Linked DNA regions of Homo sapiens: all the other regions are linked to region 1. The links are chromatin loops, found by intact Hi-C in ENCODE. Cell type or tissue: heart left ventricle. All regions are shown on one strand.

Region 1 (5,000 bases):
CTGGGCTTCAAAACCATCAGGAAATCACAGCCCTGTGACCCTCATTTGCTCATGCACTAACAATGTACAACACCATGCATTTTTCCAAGGTTCTTTTCTCTTTTGGCAAGACTAGCATTCTCACATGAAGTGATGAGTCTTTTTCCCTGGAGGTATTCTAACTTTAACTCTTCTCTTCCCTCTCCCACTACACATACCTTGCAAGTGCCCTCCTGAATATAGAATGAAGAGAGAAAGCTGAACAAGACTGGGAAATGTAATGACTGTCACACCATATGCTATAGGTTTACTCATTCAAACACTTGCATTACAAGTTCTTCATCTGCCCTAACTCCCTCGTACTTTTGTATATGTAATAATTTAATAGCTTTCAGAATAAAGAAATTAATAGCATTTTCTTATTATCTGAGTACAATGTTTGCATCAATAGCAACAAATGGCACGGCCAGGAAGTCTTCTTTAAGCATGTTAATCCTTCACATTGCTTAACTTCAAATGATTAGTGTACTTGGCCATGCGTCCACATTAGGTGCTCCTAAGCTTTCCAGTGAAATAAAGTCTTATATAAATGCCTTAAACACAACTTTGCTAACATTCAAATGCAAGCCCTTTCTCACTACGTTCTGTTGATTGCCCTTTCAGTCCCTATACACTGGTAACACAAGCATGTAGCCACATTTTTAAGACTAAGGCAGGCTTCATTTATTTCTTTTAAGCTTAGTTCAGCTCTTTTACTAATATAAATAAATCATCCGTCTTTTCCCCTTTAACAAACAAAAGCAAAGAGATACTTGACCAAGTGTTATCCCCTGACAGTACAGGTTGTTGAGGATCTTTTACCTCCAAAAGCACCAGAGCAGGAATCTGTAAAATCAGCTCCGTTGCTCTTCACGTACCCTGATTTGATATCTTTTTAAAACGGTCTTAAATGTTGTGGTGACTGAAAACAAATGTGGAATAAGAACACCAAATAAATGATTTCCTCTTAGGAAAGGATTCAAGGGCCAAATAAACCTAGAGTTTAATACATAGTCTGGAAGATATTTCTGAAGCCGAGGGTGGGGGATCTGGCGGCGGGGCGGGGGAAAGACAGTAAATTGGTAAGATAACCAAATGTTAGGTAGCGGTTGAAGGCAAGTTTGGGGTGGGGGGTGAGAAGAGGGGAGGCCAAATACGCCCAGGAAATAAAGGAGATAACGAGTCAGGACTTCCTGCAGTTTCAGTTCGGTTTGGGTTTTGTTTTGTTTGTTTTGCAGCCTCACGCTCTCTACTGAGTCCCCACATCTCTGAGGGTCTCCCTAAATGAGTTTCTCCCCATCTGTAACTTTCGGGCAGTTACAAAGCACGCCAGTGTTCCTCTTTTGCTTCGCCCCTCTCCGGGGCGGGAAGGGAACGGCATGACATTGTCCTTTTTGCCGCTGATGAAATCATCCTGCAAGTGCTAGGATGAAGTGCGAGCGAAGCTGCGGCCAACGCCGCGCTTTCCAAAGCCAGGCCAACATTACTAAGAGGGAAATTCTGCTTTAGCTGCCGGGAATCCCCAGGGGTATCTCTAGAAACGCGGGATATCCCCGCTGCTCTCTTGGCGGCCAGTTCAGAAACCGCTCAGAACTCAGTCCAGGGCAGGTACTGGAGGGCGAAGTGCGCCGGGCGGGGGCGGCACTGACCCCGAGGCGGCGGGAGCGGCGAAGGCGCCGGCGTCCCCACCCGCATCCTGCACCTGCCTCGCTCCCAAGCCCTCCCGGTCCCCGGTCCACACCCGCGCCGGAGCGCGCCGGCTGGGGCAGGAAACCCGACTCGCGCGGGCGGGCTGCGGTCGGGGATCCCCGCGCGCTACAGGGAGAGGGCCCGGGGCGCGCCCCTTGGGGCCCCGACCGCGGCAGCCAGCCTGGTGCACGGGTCAGGGTGCTCCCCAGGCCCCCGGGCGGGCGGGCGTACCTCGGATGTAAGCGCACTTGCCCTCGTCCAGCTGGCTGGAGGCTGAGCCGCCCATGACCGCGAGCTGCCTGTGCTGAGCGCGGAAACTGCCCGGTCCGCGCCCGCTGCTAGCTCCTGGAGGTTGATCCGACGGCGAACCCGGCTCTGAAATTAAGAGCAAACTTCCTTCGAGAGGCGAGAGACAGGAGGCAAGAGGCGTCGCCTTCTGGGGCGCCTCCTCCAGGTCCGCGCCTTCTGATGATCCGTGGGCCGGCCCGGGGGCTGTCTTCCCGCCCTCGCCTAGCTGGTGAGCTCCGACGGGCTGGCAACCGAGGAGGTCGGCCAGCTCCTCCTCCTCGCCCACGGTCACTTCTTGTTTTCATCCCTTTGGGGCATCCAAGAAACACCTTGGAGGAAGTGGACCATTTCTCAAGTGACTAAATCTCTGTGAGCTGGAACTTTCCCAGCTCACATCCTTCGAGGTGGAGCTCAAGATCACGTTGCCTTGTAAGTGTTGCTGTCCAAGAAGCAACAGTTCTTCCCAAGCATTACCTGGGAGCCTGTTAGAAATACAAAATCTCAGCGCTTTCGTCCACCACCCCTCTACACACACACAGACACACACACACTTAGAATCTGTGGGAGTGGAGCCCAGCAATCTGTGTTTGCACAAACCCTCCAGGGAATTCTGATGCCCGCTGAAGTTTGAGAACTAGAGGTAAACTATACCTTTCTGCAGGCGAGAACCTGGACCAAGGAGGGAGTGGGGAAATGAGGAAAAAAGGAAAGAGAAAAAAAAATGGAAAGACAGGGAAAAACTAAGGCTTGGTCCTGCAATATACTCCCAGCCCTGAAACTTCCTAAGACTTGATGAACGTCTGTCCTTACCCCTTTACTTTCCATTCCTCTCCTTAACTGGAAATCAATCATTAGAAAAGATATTTGTTCTTTTCCCACAACCACTATTTAGCTTGGCAGCCTCTCGGAACAAGACCCACTTGGGCAGAGGGGTCACCGCTGATTTCATCCTATTCTTAGTAGTCAGTTATTTTGCGACTCCTATTGACTTAACCTCAAGGTCAAATGGTCTGTATACACTAGAACCAGGCCTGAGGAGGACTTTGAAGGCTTTCCCACACACCCCCGCCTTCCCTATTAGCTAACTTGCACTTTAACACAATTATTTCATCACACTCACACCCAATCTCTCACACTCTACATTCCAATCTGTCAGTAAATCCTGTCAATTCAGCTTTTAAATATGTCCAATAGCCAACCAATTCTCATCCCCTCTACTGACATCCCATATCATTCCTCACCTTATTCATTACACTAGCTGCCTAACTGATCTACCTTCTTCAGAGAAAAGCCACGACGTCTATCAGGGCCTAGGTGGAGTTTCCTCTGTGATCTTCTCTACCACCACTCCTTGTTCTCTCTGTTCCAGCCCTACTAGCCTTTTTTTTTACTCTTTCTGAGACACATCAAGCTCAGGGCCTTTGCACTTGTTTTTCATTTCTGTAGGATGCTCTTCCTTCAGATATTCACATAGGTTACTCTCTCAGTCATTTCATTCAAGCCTCCACTTTAATGCTAGTAATTCAGAGAGGTTCTCCTTGACCCAGGAACACCAGCCATCACCTCTCTCTGCCACTTGCTCTTCATTATTTCTGTTTCATATCACTTAGTATCATCTAACACATATTTCTTTGTCTATCTTCCCCCACTGCGATGTAAACTCTATAAGATCAGGGATTTTCTTTGTTGTTATTGTTGTTTCTTGGGGCTTTTTCCCTCAAAATTTCTGTTTCCTTTTTTATTATTATTTTTCCTCTTATGGCAGGGATTTTTTTGTCTATTCTGTCCTCTGCTGTATTTCAAATGCCTAGAAGAGCACCTAGCATGTAGTAGGTGTCCAGTAGATAACCACTGAATAAGTGAATGAATGAAAAATAAAATGTAAAAATCTGTACTCAACAAAAACTGTGATCTCAAGCATTTCCAGATAACAACTCAATGATTTAAAATATTTAGTGTTGAACTCTTCTCTCAATACTCTAGTTGGCTCCTAGAATTAAGTGTATCTTCTTGGAGAAGTAATTTCTTTGACTATATAAATTGCTATAACTGTGCCTCAGAATACTGTTATTGTTATTGAAGAAAACTAGCTTGGATCTCCTGCCAGAAGTGTAGTTTTAGCTTGTCACCTCTACTTCAGGAATACTCTGAGAAAGGACTGATTATCCTCATCTACCCTTATCCACTCATTTGTAAATATTCACGGATGAAACAGAGTACAAAGATGGATTCACACAAACAAATGGAAAAACATTCAATGCTCATAGATAAGAAGAATCAATATTGTTAAAATGGTCATACTGCCCAGAGCAATGTACAGATTCAAAGCTCTTCCTATCAAACTACCAAAGACATGCCTCACAGAATTAGAAAAAAACTATTCTAAAATTCAGATGAAACTAAAAAAGAGCCTGAATAGCTAGTGCAATCCTAAGCAAAAAGAACAAAGCTGTTGGCATGGCATGATCTGACTTCAAACTATACTAGAAGGGTACAGTCACCAAAACAGCATAATGCTGGTACAAAAACAGTATACCAAAAATATTGGACAAAAACAGATACATAGACCAATGGAACAGAATAGAGAAATAAACCAGAAATAAAGGTGCACACCTACAACCATCTGATCTTCAACAAAGCTGACAAAAGCAATGGGGAAAGGACTCTCCCTATTCAATAAATGGTGCTGGAATAACTGGCTAGCCATATGCAGGTGATTGAAACTCGACCCCTTCTTTTTTCTTTTTTTTTAGACGGAGTCTTGCTCTGTCACCAGGCTGGAGTGCAGTGCCGCTACCTCGGCTCACTGCAACCTCTGCCTCTTGAGTTCAAGGGATTCTCCTGCCTCAGCCTCCTGAGTAGATGGGACTACAGGCGTGTGCCACCACACCCAGCTAATTTTGTATTTTTAATAGAGATGGGGTTTCACCATTTTGGCCAGGATGGTCTCGATCTCTTGACCTCATGATTCGCCCGCCTCGGCCTCTCAAAGTGCTGGGATTACA
Region 2 (5,000 bases), 92 kb before region 1:
AAGTGAATATCTGATGAAGTTGCTCATTTACTTAAAATCCTAATGGCTTCCTATTGCTGTTATAATAGAGTCCAAGTTCCTAATATGCATCACAAAGCCCCTTATAGCATGGATCCTGCCCATCTTCCTCTCTCCTCTCTAAGCACCAGTCACACAAAATTCTTCCTGTTCCTTTAATGGTCCATACTCTATCTTACTTCCTGGCCCTCCCATATCCTATTCCTCCTCCAGGAACACTTTTTCTTCTTCCTGCACATTTACATGCCAAGAAATGATTATCCTGAGCTGGAAGAACAGACTTGCATCGATAATGATCATTATTCCATATCGCATGTGTTCAGCCCTCTGTATTGTCAGGAGCTTTAACTATAACCCATAACTACAATCGTATTTTGCAAACTAAAGTTCTGAAGAATAGGATTGCATTTTGGACAACAGGACTGTCTCAGAACATCTTGGCTTTATATAAGTCTCAGTTTGTGGCAGCAGACATTCAGAACCACAGCCTTCCCTGATCAGAGACAAGGGATTACAGTGTGACTCCAAAAGGGACAGAGGACAGCAGCTACTATTCTAGGATCATACTATACAGTTGGCTTGACATTTAGTCCAGTGAGGTGGAGTGGGATGTTTTACTAAGGATTAATCTTGTGGGATTTTCTTATGCCTGCCCAATGAAGAGGTGCCAAAACTAAATAAAAGCAAAACACCCATGAAAGTGCACATGTGAGCATGCACACACACACACACACACACACACAACCTTTATTCTCCTTAGGATACAAAATAATCTTTGAGGCTCCTAAAGGCTGCTCTCTCTTTTGAAGGAGGGAGAAACATAGAGCTCTCTACTGGCCCTTACCTACCTTAGGAGCTAGCCTTACTGTTGGAGAACAGGGCATAATCAGGCCCTTCATCAGGGTTAAATAGGAAACGCCCACCCTATAAGGAAAAGCAGGACAAGGGGGTTCTAGATTCAGAATGAATGAACATGAAAATGTAGCCAAATTCAGACCCAACACTTCTGGCGCAAGTGGGCTAGGTTGTGGTGGAATTTGAGTGCTAGGAGACATGTCCTGGAACCCCAAGCGAGATCAACATGCCTAGCATCAGCTGCTAGCGTTACAGGAAAGGGGTCCCGATCCAGATCCCAAGAGAGGGTTCTTGGATCTCGCGCAAGAAAGAATTCAGGGCGAGTGCACAGTGCAAAGGGAAAGCAAGTTTATTAAGGAATAAAAGAATGGCTGCTCCATAGACAGAGCAGCCCAGAGGGCTGCTGGTTGCCCATTTTTATGGTTATTTCTTGATGATATGCTAAACAAGGGGTGGATTATTTACGCCTCCCCTTTTTAGACCATGTAGGGTAACTTCCTGACGTTGCCATGGTATTTGTAAACTGTCATGGCACTGGTGGGAGTGTAGCAGTGAGGATGACCAGAGGTCACTCTCATTGCAATTTTAGTTTTGGTGGGTTTGGGCTGGCTCCTTTACTGCAACCTGTTTTATTAACAAGGTGTTTATGACCTGCATTTTGTGCTGACCTATCTCATCCTGTGACTTAGAATGCCTTAACCATCTGGGAATGCAGCCCAGTAAGTTTCAGCCTCATTTCCAGCTCCTGTTTAAGATGGAGTTGCTCTGGTTCACACGCCTCTGATACTAGAATGCCTAGGACCCGGTTCTCAACAGAGAAGCACGGTGGCCTGAGAGTCAATGAAACAATGGCCACAGCAGGCTGACAGCCCTTCCTCATCTGCATGCGGGTAGAGGATAGCAGGCTCCCAGCAGCCACCTCAGGGTTTCTGGCCCTTATCCCAGCCCTAATTTTAACTATATTTCTTAACTTTTTGGGTAATTATGGGAAAAAGTGGTTAAGTGGCAGCTTGTGAAAGCCTGTTTCTGGTTTACTCAAAATAATACAATGAGTAACAGGCAGAGACTAGAACAGAAAATGTGACACAATAAAGATGAGTGGTACATCATGCTGTCAAAAACAGAAAAAGAGGCGAGAAAAGAAAGGTCTGCTCCTTGGCCCATGATAGTCAAGGACTGTTCCCTACAATGTTATCACAGCTTCTGGTTCTGACTGGAGCTACTGGAAGTTATGCCAAATTAAGTCCACATAAAGCCTCAGCGAGGATAAAACAGTTTCTGGGCAGAGGAATGTGACACAGAACCAAGGAAATATGACTAGACCTCATTATCTTGGTGCCTTTGATAACATACTGGAGAGCAGAGTGGGGTTTTGAATGGGCTGAAATCTTCCATAAATGGAGTCTAAATGCAGGCTACATAACATCCAAAAACTCCTCAGAGAAAGTCCTATTATGTACATGAAAGGGGGAATGCAGTAAGTCCCATTTGGCTGGGCAGGGAGCATTCTGCACTCAGTGAAACTTCGCAGTTCCTGTGCTGAGTGCCAACTGCATGTTCCTACTAGACCGAGGCCCTAAACACAGACGGGCAAGTGTAGTGGAAAATGAGCTAAAGGGTGCAGTCAGTGCTGGGCAATTTTTTGTCTCTAGAACATCAAAAACACAAGGCAAGATTTTAATAAGGGTATCATTTTTTTAAAAAAGTTCCTAACTAGTTATGATCCAGTATGATGATGAATGTTACTCAGGGTTGCTGTGGCAAAACAGACTGACCTTATCTTTTTCCGTGAGTCCCCATCAATACACAGCTAAAACCAAGAGTTAGTTGAGATGCATCACTAGTGACTCTCACTCTGTGGGACTGACACTCTCAGGGAAACCTCTGAATTTTAAAATAAGTATACAGTGAAATTAACCATATTAGGAAATAAAGGCACAATGGGTGAGGTGACTCAGCTCAAATGTCACCTGCTCATACAGGACTCCCCTGGAGAGCTGAAAGTTCGGCACTCCTTTCTTCACTAGTTAGTAACCTCTCGTTGCTCTTTAACCCATTAACTGTGATAACTTTCAAATGATAATTGGTGGGTGTTTATCCATCCTCCCTGTTTGAATTTCAACTCCCAGAGACAGGAACTCTGTATGCTTCATTACTCTCTTCCTAACACCTACGTAGAGGCTGGCACAGAGTAAGCCCTCAGTACTCTTAGACTGGCTGCCTTTCCAAGTGCCAAGAACAAAGAGCGCAGTTATCTGTAACTGAAGACTTTGTGGAGTCCAGAAAAACCAGCATTCACCTCAGTATATCAAAAACATCACATATTGGAATGAGAAGTCTCTTTTACTATTGATGTCACATTGCTTAAGTCCATGCCTGGAGGCAAAGTGGCCTGAAGCAACACCACCCCAAGGGTGGTTCGCGAACCAGCAGCATCAGTGCCACTCGGCCGTGTGCTAGAAAAGCCAAGTCCAGGCCCCACGGTGTACCCAGTGAGTCAGAATATCTGGGGGTGAAGCCTAAGAATGTGTGTTTTAATTAAGTTCTCCTGGTGATTCTTATGAGCCCTAAAGTTTTAAGAAACACTGATCCAGAAACAAATACTAGATTACCACGGACCGTGCCACTCATCTTAACTGAGTAACTGTTATTCAGAAATAAAGGTGAAAATAAAAAGGAAATGTCAAAAAGACTAGCATTTGCCAGGGAAAACTGGCATGTTCTTGCTGGCATTTAGATTTTTTTAAATCAGGAAGAAGGAGAGTGAAGTATATGCAAAATGGTCTACATGAATAAACTCAGGACAGTCAGAATGTGACACCCCCCAACTTGCAGCCAGATAACTGCCCCATGTTCTGCTTCACCGGGGCCTCCCAGGCCTGCCTGAAAACCAGCAAGCAGGTGAGGCTCCTTGTGCACAGAACTCTCCCTTTACCTGTTTCCCTCTTCTTCCCTGGGCAGCACCATCTGTGGCTCTTTTTTTTTTTTTTTTTTTTTTTTTTGAGATGGAGTCTTGCACTGTCATCTGGGCTGGAGTGCAGTGGCGCGATCTCGGCTCACCACAGCCTCTGCCTCCCGGGTTCAAGTAATTCTCCTGCCTCAGCCTCCCAAGTAGCTGGGATTACAGGTGCCCACCACCACGTCCAGCTATATTTTTTTGTATTTTTAGTAGAGATGGGATTTCACCATATTGGTCAGGCTGGTCTCGAACTCCTGACCTTGTGATTTGCTGGCCTCAGCTTCCCAAAGTGCTGGGATTACAGGCATGAGCCACCGCACTTGGCTCATCTGTGGCTCTTTCTAAGAATCACTGCAATAGATGATGGACCAGAACAACTCAGCGAGGGCTGCCCCACTTCCCGCCCCGGGGATGAGAGGGGAGCCGCGCCATACCATGATTGAGATGCCTGACGCAGTCACTCAGGAGGGCACTAAACCTCTTCTGGTCAGCAGCCTCGTGGAAGCAGAAGTAGCCGTGTCTGAAGAAGGGCTGCCACAGGTACACTGGGAATTCCTTGGGCAGGACCACAAAGGGCTGAGTGTTCTCCTTCTCACTGGAGGCTAAAGAAATATTGAAAACACAAATACCTTTTAAAACATGTATCTTTTATTTCAAATGTGTGTTTCAGGTCGTGAGGGTGACTATCTGGGGCAGGCCATGGGATGGAAAGTTGGTGAGATATTTTCACAGGATAGGGAAACTGGGAGCACTGGCTCCTCTGGCATCCCTCCACCAGCTTCCCCTGTCCCACTGCGGTCTGCCTGGCCTCCTACCCAACATCACAGGGACAGTGAGGATACCAGGAACACAATTTTTTCTCTTTTTTGAGACAGAGTCTCGCTCTGTCACCCAGGCTGGAGTACAGTGGCACAATCTTTGCTCACTGCAACCTCCACCTCCCAGATTCAAATGATTCTCCTGCCTCAGCCTCCTGAGTAGCTGGGATTATAGGCGCATACCACCACCTCCAGCTAATTTTTGTCTTTTTAGTAGAGACAGGGTTTCACCTTGTTGGCCAGGCTCCTGACCTCAAGTGATCTGCCCGCCTCAGCCTCTCGAGTAGCTGGGATTACAGGCATAAGCCACCGCACCCGGCTAGTTTTTTTGTATTATTTGTAGAGACAGG
Region 3 (5,000 bases), 83 kb before region 1:
CAATATATTCCAAAAGCTTCAAGATACCTGGCTGACAGCACATTTTCCATGTGCTAGAAACACAGAGACTGACTGTGTATTATTGAATGGGATTAGAAATAATGGAAGTGGTAAAATGTTTTCCTCAACTAGAGAAATCACATCTTCCACTTGTCTATGGGACATGAGTGACTAGCCCAGGGTTTCTCAACCTTGGCACTACTGATACTTTGTACCAGATAACTCTTCCTTGTTAGGGTCTGTCCTGTGCATGGTAGGATGTTTTGTAGCATCCCTGGCCTCTATTCACTAAATGCCATAGCACCCCGATTCCAATTGTGACAAACAAAAATGTCTCCAGATGCTGCCAAATGTCCCTGGAGGGAAATCCCTCTCCTTCACAGAGAAACACTGCTCCAGCTAAACAAAGAAGCTTAGTCATTTTGCCTTGGAAAAGAATGATCAGCAACTCACCAAGAGGGTCTGGGAAATGCCTGTCAGACAACAGATTATATTCATCTTCTGAGGTTAACACCTTGCCACCGGCTGGAAGAATTCGACATTTAGGAGCAGCTCCTCTCTGATAGGCCTGGGGAGGGAAAGGCACACAGGAATGATATCTTTTTCCCCATTTGATTTTTGGAAAATATCAGGGATATAACAAATAGACAGATTCAGACATTCAGAGATAGCAATCCCCATACTATGTTATTGAGTTATAGTCATTTACTCAAAAAATATGTTTTGAATACCTGCTAATGGCAAGGTAATATTTTAATACTTTCATGTGACAGTCACAACATGGTAAATCAGAGTCCCTAATCTCAGGGAGATTTACCCTAGGTATGTTCTCGAATGTGGAAAACATAATCTCAGTAACCCTGAAAGTCTGCACCACATTTGCCATTTCAGATGCTAACAACTAAATCATTCTGATAATAACCACAAAGGTGACGATCACACAAATACTGCACAGAATGCTTGGTGACTGATGTGGGCCACATAGGATGACTAATGAGACTGTGGAACACGTAGCTGCAATGATAGTTACCATGGATTTTCATCAAAACATGAAAATGTTGGCATAAAATATGCCACTATTTTGCCCTCAGATGTGAAACTGTTTTGCAGCAAAATGGTTGAGATGGAAGTACAGCACTGTGACATCAGAACAAATGCTGGCCAGCAGACAAGAAGCTCTGCTATTTGAGACACAGAAAAGAGGCACAGGGCATTGCCAAAGCAGTTTGGTAAGCACCTATGCCCACAAGGACATGCAGATAAGATAACATTTAAGTATGTGCATCTGACGGGAGGGCTTAAGTCAAGGCAAAATTCTGAAACTAGTAATCTAAAGGCAAGTTGAGAATTGAAACTAAGAAAGTTTGAGACCCAAAATCTAGAATTTACTCTTGGAAATGACTAAATAATGTTGATCTGACCAACATAATCAGAGTAACGATAACACGTTCTGCAGCAATAAGATAGTGAAGAGATCCAAATGAAACAAACTCTCAGATATCTAAATTACTTGTAACAACGACTAATCAACTGCTTAAGCATGTGAGGGAACCAGAATATACCCACTAACACAGAATTCTGGCAGCCTGACCTATTCATCCTAAGAAAGACGATTGGAGGACTCTTCTGAATAAATGATTAACCCAGGAAGGAGGATCTATACATAATTGAGGGCTCCCCATGAAATAATACCTTACAGCTCTAAGAACTCCCACAGAGCTACATTATAGTGAAACAATAATGTTGAGAGAAGAATCTAAACTTGTATGATATTAAGAAGATTTACAAGCAATTTGATTTAGACTGGACTCAAAAGTGAATTGTATTACTAGTTATAACAGGCCCCAATATTGGCTTTTATAAGCATTATACCACTTAATCCTCAAAACAGTACTATGCATTACATGTTATCTCCATTTTTCAAATGGGAAACATGAAGCTCAAAGAGACTGAATAACTTGCCCATGGCCCAGCAGTGAGTAGGTGACACATCCAGGATTTATATTCATGCCTGTCCAGCCCCAGTGCACACAAAATAGAAACTGATTATCAAGTGAGAATGTTTTACTTTTCCTGTTTAATTGCCAGCCAGAATTGGACTCTAAATAAAATAATAGATGACTTACAGGTACTTAATGCATAATTCTTAGATATAATTTTATAAGATACTTCCATAAATTAAAAAAAGAAGATATTATTAAAACTTCAAGAAATTATGACAAACTGCGTGGACTTTAAAAGAATTCCAAGTTTCAAAAAACACTTGGTTATTACCAAATTAAGTCACCATATCTTAACAATTTGAACAGGTTCAGTTAAAAACGATGAACAAAGAAAAAGCAGTGCAATGTACAAACTGCAAGCTGAGAGAGCAAGCTGAAATAAGTGAAAAGAGGAAAAACACCAACATTTGATTCAAAATGAAACCTCAGTTAGTGTTAAATGCAGTGAAAAACTTTAATAAATCCAAGAACAAGATCTAGGGCTGTTTCTTCCCAATGGGTTAGTAGTAATCATACCAGCAACTGCTCCACACCCAGCTCTAGCTTTACCACAGGCCCAGCCATATGCTAAATGCTTCCGTACATTCATTCACTTACTCCTCTCAACACCATGGCAAAGAAATCACGCAGATCTCATTTTACAGATGAGAAAACTGAGGCTCAAGATTTATAGCTTAGGCAAGGGCGCCTATCTAGTAAGTGGTAAAGGTATGAGTCAAAGCCCATAGTATGAACCATATTATGCTACACTGTCCCTCCTCAAGCTCCTCTGAAAGGACGTTGTAATGAGTCATACAAAACATAAGGTGTCTTGTTATTATCATCACTATTTGTAGTGTATTGATACTTTGTTGCTGAGTACAAATTAAGTGTTGAATAAAATCCTAATATTGATAAGCAGAGAAAATATTAGCTTAATAAATGTTGAAAAGAGTAAGTCTACCCAAGAGAGCACTTGAGCTTTGCCTGGTAGCCTGTGAAATAAGTTTGTAGTATATTTTATTTCTATTTTCCATCAGAAATGGGAAGGAAACAGATTGGTCTGTCAGTCTGAAGCCTCTTCCTAGCATCAGGTGTAGTCCTCACAGTGCTCTGTGAAGACTATCTTGACTACTCTTTTTTTATTTTTTTTGAGATAGAGTCTCACTCTGTCACCCAGGCTGGAGTGCATTGGGGTGATCTCAGCTCACTGCAACCTCAACCTCCCGAGTTCAAGTGATTCTCCTGCCTCACCCTCTTGAGTATCTGAGACTACAGGCATGCACCAGCATGCCCAGCTAATTTTTGTATTTTTAGTAGAGATGAGGTTTCATCATGTTGGCCATGCTGGTCTCTAACTCCTGACCTCGGGTGATCCACCTGCCTTGGCCTCCCAAAGTGCTGGGATTACAGGCATGAGCTACTGCACCTCGCCATCTTGACTATTCTTGAGCTTAGAGGCCAGAGAGCAGAGTTTTAAATCTGTTACTGTCGTTCACTGATAAATAGTAGCTGTTCATTTCAAAGGGAGCTTGAGGGTCTATGCAGACTAAAAAATGTGTACAGTATGAGATCTGGGAGGATAGTGGGATCATTTGACCTAACTGTTTAGCTTAATTGAGGACTGAAGGCAAGAAGTCACTTGTCAACAGGTTCATTTCTAGTTAATGGCACAACTTGACCTAACCTTTAGTTTGCCAAATTCACTGCCTGCTATTCTTTCCCCTATACCACACTACCTTCCTACATAAGGAAAGAAATGGGAACCAATAAAAACTAAAGTCCTCCCAGGGGCTGAATGCTTTACACCCATTATCTCACTTTCTCCACATTTTACAGACAAGGAAAATAGTGAAATAACCAGAAAAAAGTTAAATGAAAAAAAAATACCTCCATGGAAATAAAGTATGTGAGGCATTCTGAATTCCTAGGAACCCAGGAAAACCCAGGCAGATTCAAATTTAATAGCAACCTATGAAATAACTCCTGAGCCACCTGTCATGCACAGGGCTTCAGAGTGGGAAGACAGAGACATAGAGCAGAGATGTCAGGATGGTGGCTGAGAAAGACCTCAAGGCTGAATGATCATAGGAAAGGCTCCCATGCCAAATACTGGTCCTTCTGTCTTCATACTCACTTGCAATCACTTGTTCAAAGTCTATCTTGCCACTAGACGGCAAGCATCTGTCTTATCAACTGCTGTATACCCAGAACCTTGTATAACACTTGGTATGCAGTAGGCATTCAATCAGTATCTGTTAGCTGAAATAGATACCTACATGAATGAGTGCTTATTGAATGAATCAGTCTCTATTTTTGTACCAGTACCATGCTGATTTTGTTAGTATAGCCTTGTAGGAAGGAGAGGGCACACCAATCAACCGAGCCAAACTTTTAAGAACAGTGTAAGAATCAGTAGTAACAAAGAAGTGTCTTACCTCTTTATTCTCATAGCTCTCCACAGCATAATCATTTTTAACTACAACGTATCTCTCCTTCCACTTCTTTATGTCTTCAGAAAATTGTGATAGCTCTGCTTCATACAAAATAGTTCCAGGCGCCAATGGTGGCTTAAAGAAGATGAATACAATTAACTATCACAACAAAAGATAACACACCTTGTTACCACAAAGTTATCCATGCTATTTCAAGGAATAGTTTAGGAAACTATCTTCCACTGAGATCCTGGGGAAACTGTTGCTTCCTCCTCTCCCCCCACAATTTCCCTTTCCTACTCCACTTGACCCAATGTAAATATTTGTCTTATTGGTATTTTTATGATTTTCATTTCCCTCTATTATGCTATAGGAACAGAAGCATATGGTAGAAGGAATTATAGTAATAAGGTTATTATGCCTTGCATGCATGTGGCACTCAATAAATGCTTGATAAACTCTATGGGAGAGAGGGAGTGAGGCAGGAAAGTGTAAGTGTGGATACCTACCTGGACACCCTGAACATGACTCAGGGTTAATCCCCGCAAAGCGGGAGAATTAACAGACCGTTCCCCTATCCATT

Evidence for each region. A loop is a pair of places that touch in the nucleus more often than their neighbours do. Peaks named below come from ENCODE experiments on the same cell type or tissue, not always from the same donor. Only the 100,000 strongest peaks of a DNase experiment are listed, where the experiment ranks them.
Region 2: a loop joins it to region 1, with 4 times the contacts of the local background. A loop is called at or near these places in 38 of 110 quality-filtered maps.
Region 3: a loop joins it to region 1, with 2.4 times the contacts of the local background. A loop is called at or near these places in 39 of 110 quality-filtered maps.

The regions. Positions count from the first base shown.
Region 1 is chr1:184,972,364-184,977,363 of GRCh38, forward strand. It overlaps NIBAN1 (niban apoptosis regulator 1), which reads right to left and starts at 2,145. Exons shown (of 14, transcript NM_052966.4): 1 at 1,939-2,145. The coding sequence starts at 1,993. RefSeq lists an enhancer at 1,330-1,499 and a silencer at 1,610-1,929. In heart left ventricle, no CTCF peak of the experiment used is centred here; DNase peaks (open chromatin) are centred at 1,428, 1,738 and 2,088; H3K4me3 peaks cover 2,786 bases; H3K27ac peaks cover 2,724 bases.
Region 2 is chr1:184,880,367-184,885,366 of GRCh38, forward strand. NIBAN1 (niban apoptosis regulator 1) reads right to left here. Exons shown (of 14, transcript NM_052966.4): 5 at 4,267-4,434. Among named protein-coding and RNA genes, the nearest start is that of NIBAN1, 92 kb to the right of the region's middle. In heart left ventricle, no CTCF peak of the experiment used is centred here; no DNase peak of the experiment used is centred here; H3K27ac peaks cover 3,012 bases.
Region 3 is chr1:184,889,655-184,894,654 of GRCh38, forward strand. It overlaps NIBAN1 (niban apoptosis regulator 1), which reads right to left. Exons shown (of 14, transcript NM_052966.4): 3 at 4,421-4,552; 4 at 454-568. Among named protein-coding and RNA genes, the nearest start is that of NIBAN1, 82 kb to the right of the region's middle. In heart left ventricle, no CTCF peak of the experiment used is centred here; no DNase peak of the experiment used is centred here; H3K4me3 peaks cover 612 bases; H3K27ac peaks cover 4,231 bases.